2 separate regions of the Homo sapiens genome follow, and region 1 is linked to region 2. The links are chromatin loops, found by intact Hi-C in ENCODE. Cell type or tissue: PC-3. All regions are shown on one strand. Links, peaks and the distances in the headings refer to the core of each region. The heading gives the core; the rest is flanking DNA.

What was found. Hi-C counts contacts between places; a loop is a spot of excess contacts. Peaks named below come from ENCODE experiments on the same cell type or tissue, not always from the same donor. Only the 100,000 strongest peaks of a DNase experiment are listed, where the experiment ranks them.
Region 1: a loop joins it to region 2, with 5 times the contacts of the local background. A loop is called at or near these places in 1 of 110 quality-filtered maps.

The regions. Positions count from the first base shown.
Region 1 is chr14:61,963,211-61,967,622 of GRCh38, forward strand. The region is part of intron 1 of SYT16 (synaptotagmin 16); the gene reads left to right. Among named protein-coding and RNA genes, the nearest start is that of SYT16, 150 kb to the left of the region's middle. In PC-3, for the core only: no CTCF peak of the experiment used is centred there; a DNase peak (open chromatin) is centred at 2,011; H3K27ac peaks cover 1,332 bases.
Region 2 is chr14:62,022,180-62,026,591 of GRCh38, forward strand. All of the region lies in intron 3 of SYT16 (synaptotagmin 16), which reads left to right. Among named protein-coding and RNA genes, the nearest start is that of LINC00644, 120 kb to the right of the region's middle. In PC-3, for the core only: no CTCF peak of the experiment used is centred there; no DNase peak of the experiment used is centred there; H3K4me3 peaks cover 1,186 bases; H3K27ac peaks cover 3,150 bases.

The sequences.
Region 1 (4,412 bases), core at 201-4,200, 59 kb before region 2:
CTCTCACTTTAAATCAAAAGCTGAAAATTATTATACTTCATGAGCAAGACATGCCCAAAGCTGAGATAAGCCAAAAGCTAGATCTCTTGTACCAAACAGCTAGCCAAGTTGTGAATGCAAAGGAAAAGTCTTGAAGAGAATTAAAAGTGCTACTCCAGTGAACACACAAATGATAAGGAAGCAAAACAGCCTTATTGCTGATATGGAGAAGGTTTTAGTGGTCTATATAGAAAATCAAACCAGCTATAGCATTCCCTTAAGGCAGTGCCTAATCCAGAGTAAAACCCTAAGTCTCTTTAATTCTATGAAGGCTGAGAGAGGTCAGGAAGCTGCAGAAGAAAAGCTTGAAGCCAGAAGAGGTTGGTTCCTGAGGTTCAAGGAAAAAAGCCATCCCCATTACATGAAAGAGCAAGGTGAAGCAGCAAGTGCTGATGTAGCAGCAGCAAGTTATACAGATGGTCTACCTAAGATCAGATCTTCAATGTAGACCAAACAGTCTTCTACTGGAAGAAGAGGCCACCTAGGATTTTCATGGCTAGAGAGGAGACGTCAATGCCTGGCTTCAAACTTCAAAGGGCGAGCTGGCCCTGTTGGTAAGGGCTGATGTAGCTGGTGACTTTAAATTGAAGCCAATGCTCATTGACCATTCAAAAAATTCCAGGACCCTTAAGAATTATGCTCAGTCTTGTCTGCCTGTGCTTTAGAAATGGAACAACAAAGCCTGGATGACAGCACATCTATTTATAGGATGGTTTACTGAATATTGTAAACCCGCTGTTGAGACTTACTGCTCAGAAAAAGGAGACTCCTTTCAAAATATTACTGCTCGCTGACAATGCACCTGGTCATGCAAGAGCTCTGATGGAGATGTATAAGGAGAAAAATGTTGTTTACATTCCTGCTAACACAACATCCACTCTGCAGCCAATGGGTTCAAGGAGTAAGTTCAACTTTCAAGCTCATTATTTAAGAAATATGTTTTGCAAGGCTATAACTTCCATAGATAGTGATTCCTCTGACTCATATGGGCAAAGCACATTGAAAACATTTGGAAAGGTTCACCATTCTAGATGCTATTAAGGACATTTATGATTCATGGGAGGTCAAAATATCAATATTAACAAGAGTTTGGAAGAAGTTGATTCTAACCCTCTTGGATGACTTTGTGGGGCTCAAGATTTCAGTGGAAGAAGTAACTGCAAATGTGATGGAAATAGCCAGTGAACTAGAATTAGAAATGGAGCCTAACGATGTGACTGAATTGTTGCAATCTCATGGTCAAACTTGAACAGATGAAAAGTGGCCTTCCTATAGATAAACAAAGAAAGTGGTTTCTTGAGATAGAATCCACTCCTAGTGAAGATGCTGTGAACATTGTTGAAATGACAACAAAGGATTTAGGATGCTGCGTAAACTTAGTTGATATAGCAGTGGAAGAGTTTGAGAGGATTTTGAAAGACTTTCTGCTGTGGATAAAATGCTCTCAAACAGCATCATATGCTACAGAGAAATCTTTCATGAAAGGAAGAGTCAGTTGATGAGGCAAACTTCATTGTTGTCTTATTTTAAGGTAACAGCCACCCCAACCTTCAGCAACTACCTGTCCTGATCATTCAACAGCCATAACATTGAGACATCCTCCATAAATAAAAAGATTATGTTTCACTGAGGGATCAGTGATTTTTAGCTTTTTTTTTTTTAGCAATAAAGTATTTTTAATTAAGGTATGCACATGGTTTTTTAAAGATATCCTGCTATTGCACATTTAAGAAACTACAGTATAGTGTAAACATAACTTTTATATGCACTGGGAAATAAAAAAATTGTGTGACTTGCTTTGTTGTGATTTTTGCTTTATTGTGATGGTCTGGAGCTAAACCTGCACTATATCCAAGGTATGACTGCATTTTCAATTCTCTTGGGTGCATACCTAGGAGTGGAATTGCTGAGTTACATTTGGAATTTTAAACATGTCTAAACAGGGCCCTTTTTGTGCAACCCTGATTAGGCAATCCTATAAGTCTTGTGTTGCCGCCTTCTGAGTCATTGCTATGACACTCTACTTATTTAGAAAGCATGTAATCAAATCTACAGTTTAACATAGCTATGGCTAAGAGTCCTTCATGCACTTCTTTAGACTTCTCACTAAGTACTCATAAGCACAGAAAAAGATGAAATTGAAATTAATAGATTCCGGAAGAAACATGAACTCTTTTGAAATAACCAAACTTGCCTTTCTCTAACCTCTCTCTAACTGAACTAAGCTTTCTCTTTCCTTAGCTAGACTTGAACTTATTTCTAGTGTTCCCCATCCCTCACCCCTGCCCCAACCTGAAAGCATGGAGAAAGACCATATCTTAACTGTTTGTCTCTGACTCAGATATTCAAAGGTCATAATAGTGCATATGCCAGAGTGGTTATAAGCATGTTTTAACTTCTTTAACTTAGTGAAAATGTGTAGGGAATGTTTAATATCTGTCAGATTGTAGAGGAAAAAACAAATAGGGAAAAATGAAAGTTTGTAGCTGAAGAAATAGTAATGTAGTTTAAGATGGAACAAGAGCAGTTGAAATAGAATAAATTATCGAAGATGCAATTGAAGAAAACTCTCCTAAGCTTGAAAAAAAAATTGTGGATATCTGATGAAATCTGGCTTCCAGGAAAAATGAACAAAAGAGACTCACAGAAGGATACATTCTGGTAAAATTTTTGTGTTATAAAGGAAAAGCTTCTAGTAGCATACAGACTGAAAAATTCTGTTGCCCACAGAGTAACGAAAAGTAAGCTGCATCATCACACTTATTTATGGAGCATTAAGGCTAAAAGGTAATGGAGCAATGTCTGTATAGTTTTGGGAAGAAAAAAATATTGGGACTTACTTAAAAATGTTATACCCATCCATAGTTAAGCCATTACTACAAGAATTGTTATTAACAAAAATGTTTCTTCTCCAAAAAAGCAGAGTTATTTTGAGTAACATAAGGGCCATTTTCTACACTTTTTCTTGTGTCTTTGGAGATTATATTGAATAATCTCTTCATATTACCTTCAATCTGTGAATGTTTTTACATTAAATTCATTAATATAAGCATATGAAATAGTATATCAATTATGATTAAAAAAAGTTAAGAAAAAATTATTTACCAAGCTAAAATATTAACTGTGACAGGTGATAAGATTGAACATTATCATCATTTTTATATTTTCTAATATTTTCCAAACATTCTACTCTATGCATGAATTGCTTATTTTTTCTTTAACTTATTTAAAAATAATTAAAACTTTTTAATAAATACAAATATTTATAAGCCAAAACAGTGAGGTCTTTACAATTTTATATTTGCCATGTAGATAAAGTGACTGAAAGGAAGCACACAAAATCTTAGTAGTGAGTTGTTTTATCTTTTTCCATATTTTGCAGATTTTATGTAATGAGTTTCATGCTGCTTTTATGATGGAAAAAGATCCTTTATTCAAAAATAAAAATTTAATTTCATTAATTAATGACATTATAAGATGAAGATGTTTCTGCTTATACATGAATCCTCTTTTTCCTAAGACCTATCTTAATGTAAATCATATCCTATGTTGGTAGTTTTGCTGACACCCTTGAGGTATGTCTTTCCAGGAGTTTTCACTGACAGGCACATTGGCCAATGTGTTGTAACATAGAAGAGTTCCAACATTTATTCAGGCAACAAATTATTTATTGAATGTTTACCTTTTGCTAGCTGCTGAGAGTACAATGAGTAACTCAGACATAGTCCCTGTTCTTATAAAGTTTAAAATTTAACATTTGAAATTGGTTGAAGAAGCTGTCAAGGGCTTGGTAGGTGGCAACACACTGTAGAAGCATCCAGCTTTGTCTAGAAGAACAAGAAAGGTTTCAAAGGAAGCATGGTATCAGATTAGCCAGAGGAGCAGTTGTCCCAGGGAGTTGAAATATGCAAAGATCTGGAGGTGTGACCTACGTTTGGGGAACCAGAAATAGGTGAACACAGCAACAAGAAAGAGTTTGATGTTGGAGAATGATGAGCGATAAAGACTGGAATCAGTATCCAGGTCATGAAGGGCCTTGTAACCTGAGTTAGGGAATTCAGATTTTGTCCTCTGGGTAATGGGATGCCATTGGATGGTGCATTAGTTTCCTAGGGTTGTTATTGCAACAAATTACCACAAACTTGGTGACTTAAGACAACAGAAATCTACTCTCACAGTTTTGGAGGCCAGCAGTTCAAAATCAAGGTGTTGGCAGGTTGGTTCTCTGGAGGCTCTGAGGGAGAATCTGTTCCGTGCCTGTCTCCTAGCTTCTGGTGACTGCTGTCCACCCTTCGCAGTCCTTAACTCGAGGTTTTGTAACTCGAATCTCTGCCCTGGGCTTCATGTGGCTTTCATCTCTCCATGCCTTCTTT
Region 2 (4,412 bases), core at 170-4,169:
GTTTTCTGTTAGCTTCAAAAATTCCATTTAGTACTTCTCATAGTGCCAGTTTGCTGGTTATGAATTTCTTAGCATATATGTGTTTGAAATGTATTTTCCTTTATTTTTGAAGTAAAATTCTGAATTGGTAGTTCTTTTTTTGTTTCAGCACTTTAAATATATCATTGCATTGTCTTCCAGCTTTGAAATTTTTTGTTGAATATTTAGACCTCATTCTTATTGTTCTTTTGAAGCTAATATTCTGTTCTGCACTGGCTGTTTCTGCGAGTTCTCTTTGTTTTCTTAAGCAGTTTTACCATGATGTATTTAGGTGTGATCTGCTTTTTATTTATCTTGATTTCGTGTTTGATGTTTCATTCATTTTGGAGAATTTTTGGCCCCTATTTCTTCAGATATTGCTTCTGCCACATTTCCTTTTCTCCTTCTATAATTTGTATTACACACACACACACACACACAGACATATGTATATATGTCATACACTATTTGTGCTTTTTTTACTATCCGGTTTTAAAAAATGTACTTCAGTGTAGGCATTTTCAGTTTGCTTATTTTCTGCTTTGCTTTGTCTAATCTGCCATTGGGTTCATCAATTGGATTATTTCACTTAGCAATAATTGTGTACTCATTGGCTATGATACTGCCACTGTGCAAAGCTATCAATTGGATTCTTAATTTTAGTTATAGAATACTTTTAAGTTCTAGATTTTCCATTTGAGTCCCCTTATAAACAGATTCTACATCTCTATTTAAATATTCATGCTTAAAAAATTTTAAAAACATATTAATCTTAATAATTTTAAAGTCCTTGTCTGATAACTTCATTGTTAGAATTGCTTGTGGTTCTATTTCTGTTGACTGATTTTCTCTTCGGTTTTATGTCATTTGGTACTGTTTTTTCAGTAAGCCCAGTAATTTGTGACTTACTGCCAAACATTGTGCATCAAAAATTGTTGAGGCTGTCCATGATTTTTTCTTCTTTTTCCCTGCTGGCTGGGAGCTGGAATACCAGTGGATTACCTTGACACTTTCAAGGGCTTATTTTAGGCTTTGTTTGGGTAGGTTTATTGCAGTCTTACCTTTGTTCTTAGAGATGGCTCTTATTGCTAACCTGCAGTGCCTCACATCTCAATGAAAGTCCAAGTATTTATCAAGTGTACTTTACCTTAGTAGAATTTGACCACCAAACTCTGACTTCCCCCAAACATACAGGTGATAAAATCTCTGCTTAGCTTTTTAGTTTCCCAGCTGCCAGCTTAGGAATTGGCCAACAACTTGGGGGAAATTTTTACTCATATTTTTGGGTTCACTCTTCTGTGCTTACCTACTCCCAGGAATTTTGTCCCAGCTGCTTTGGCTGATTTTACCATTTTCTCTTCATCTCTAGTTCCCCATGGTGGAATTTTGAACAGTGCTCCCAAGGAAATAGTTGAAGTGAATGTGTAGATTACCTTCAGTGCTTTTCTTCTCTCAAGGATCATAGATTCTTAAGTCCTACCTGTGCCAGTTGTTCTTGAATAGCTTCAAAATTTTGTTCAAACAATTGTGTATATTTTTTCATTCAGCTTTTAGAGGTGGCTTTTGTGGGATGGTTATTCTGATAAAAGGTACTCCATCCTTAGTTTTTTAATCGTGTAGTCTTGCTACCTTGCAAACATGTCCTGTTTATCTTATCTTTAACCAAACATTGGTAGTGTATTCTTTTTCAAACATGTGCTAGTCTTGGCTGTTTGATTCTAAAGTTTATATGGGAAAATGTTTTATCAATTTCCCATAAAAACCTTATTGTGTTTATCTAATATAAAAAGTAGAGGAAGAAATGGTGTCTTTAAAATATGCCTTTCCACTTAGGAATGTGGAATATTTTCTGAATTTTTTCCTGTTACCCTTTTACAAATATTAGTAAAACAGCTCAGATATGAACAATATCTTTATGGTCATAATAATATAAATAGCAACTGTTGACTTAATGAAAAATTTTGTATATAATATTTGGACAAAGGTGGAAGAGAATGGAAGTCGTGCAAAATAGCTAGAGTTTCATCTACCGCAGGAATTCTATAATATTCAAACTTGATAAGTGAAAAGTAGTAGTGTAAATATACTTAGAAAAATGAAGGTAAATACCAGAAGAATCAGCTCTAAGAGTTTAAAATATTGGCTGCAGAGGAGCAAAATTGCGAGGTGGGACAAAGGATTGCTATTTTTATTACTGATTACTACTCTTTTATTTAAGAAAAGTGATGTATGTGTATTATCCTTAAAATAAAAATTATGGAAAACAGATAGCTTTTTAGTTAATAGACTTTCTAGAGCAGTTTTAAGTTCCCAATAAAATTGATCGGAAAGTGCATAGTTCCCATACACCCTGTGTTCTCCATTTTCCCCCCACTATCATTCTTCTCCACCAGAGTGGTAGATTTATTACAATCAGTAAACCTGCAATGAAACATCATTATCACCCAAAGTCTAGAGTTTATATTAGCCTGCACTCTTGGTGTTGTATGTTCTATGATTTTTGACAAGTATATAATAATATGCATCTACCATTTATAGCATCATACATAATATTTTCACTGCTTTAAAAAATCTTCTGTGCTCTGCTTATTCATAACTCCCTCCTCACTAACCCCTGACAACCACTGATCTTTTTACTGTTTCTATAATTTTGTCTTTACCAGAATGTTATATAGTTGGACTTATATAGTATATAGGTGTTTCACGTGGGCTTTTTTCACCTATAGTATACATTTAAGATTTCTCCATATCTTTTCATGGCTTGATAGCTAATTTCTTTTCAGGGCTGTATAATATTCCATTATCTAGATGTAACAGTTTATGTATCCATTCACCTACTGAAGGACATCTTGGTTGCTTCTAAATTTTGGCAATTATAAATAAAGCTGCTATAAATATCCGTGTACAGGTTTTTGTGTAGACGTGTTTTCAATTCTTTTGGACAAATACACAATTGTTGTATCATATAGTGAAATCTTAGTTTTGTAAGAGGCTGCCACACTGTCTTCCAAAGTGGTTATACCATTTTGCATTCCCTCCAACAATGAATGAAAGTTCCTGTTGCTTCACATCCTTGCCAGCATTTACCATTTCTAATAAGTATGTAGTAGTGTCTTATTGGTGTTTTAATTTGTAGCCCCTGAATGATGTATGAGGGTGAGTGTATTTTCCTATGCTTATTTGCCATTGGTATATATTTTCTGGTGGGTTATCTATTCAAACATTCTGCCCATTTTTAATTGGGTTTTTCATTTCCTTACTGTTGAGTTTTAAGAGTTGTCTGTATACTTTAGAAAACAATCGTTTATCAGATATATCTTTCACAGATATTTCCTCTCAGTCTGTGGCATGTCTTATGGTTCTCTTGACAGTGTGTTTTGCAGAGCAGATGTTTTTAATTTAATGCAGTCCAATTTATTATTTATTTCATGGATTGTGCCTTTGGTGAAATGTTTATTTTTTTCATAATTTTTTGTATATTTTTATGTTATCCAGCCCCAAAATGTCAAAAATATTTCTAAGTGTTTCATTTTGGGGGGTGCTAATGTAAGTGGTATTCTATTTTAAATTTCAAATTTATTGCTGGTCTATTTTAGTTTTATTGTTGGTATATAGGAAGGCAGTTGACTTTTGAATACTAACCTTGTACTCTGCACCCTTGCCATAGTCACTTGCAAATTGTTAAAAAAAAAACAATAAAATATTTCTCTAATTACATTTTTCTATTGGATCAAATGATACATATTAATTGCTAATATTAAACTATTCTTGAATTCTTGAGGTAAACCTTATTTGGTTATGTGTGGTGATTCTCCAAGTTTGCTACACTTTGCTGTCTTCATTAAAAAATTAGGTAGCTTTTCTTTTATATGCCTTATAGTAAATTATTACATGTAATGTAGTATCTGAGCCCTCAAAGTTTGGAGTAGCTCTTTGTCCCTGTCTTTTTGTTTGCTTAGCAACCTGCCCTTTTCCTTAAGTATAGCATGGATCACAATGAGTGGGGGGAATGTCTCCCATGATCCATACAATTGTCATATCAAAGTATATTTCAAACTGTTGCAATTACCCATTTTCTTAATCTGTTTATGTTGCTATAACTAAATACTTGAGACTGAGTAATTTATAAAGAAAAGACATTTATTTCTCACAGTTCTGGAGGTTGGGATATCCAAGATCAAGGCACTGGTATCTGGTGTCTGGTGTCTGGTGAAGGCCTTCTTGCTGCATCCTCACATGGCAGAAGGTGGAAGGGCAAGAGAGCAAATTCACTGAGTGAGCTCACTATGTGAAGCCTCTTTTGTAAGTGTCTTAGTCCTATTCAGGAAGGAGGAGCCCTCATGGCCTAATCACCTCTTAAAGTCCCCACCTCTTAATACTACCACTTTGGCAAC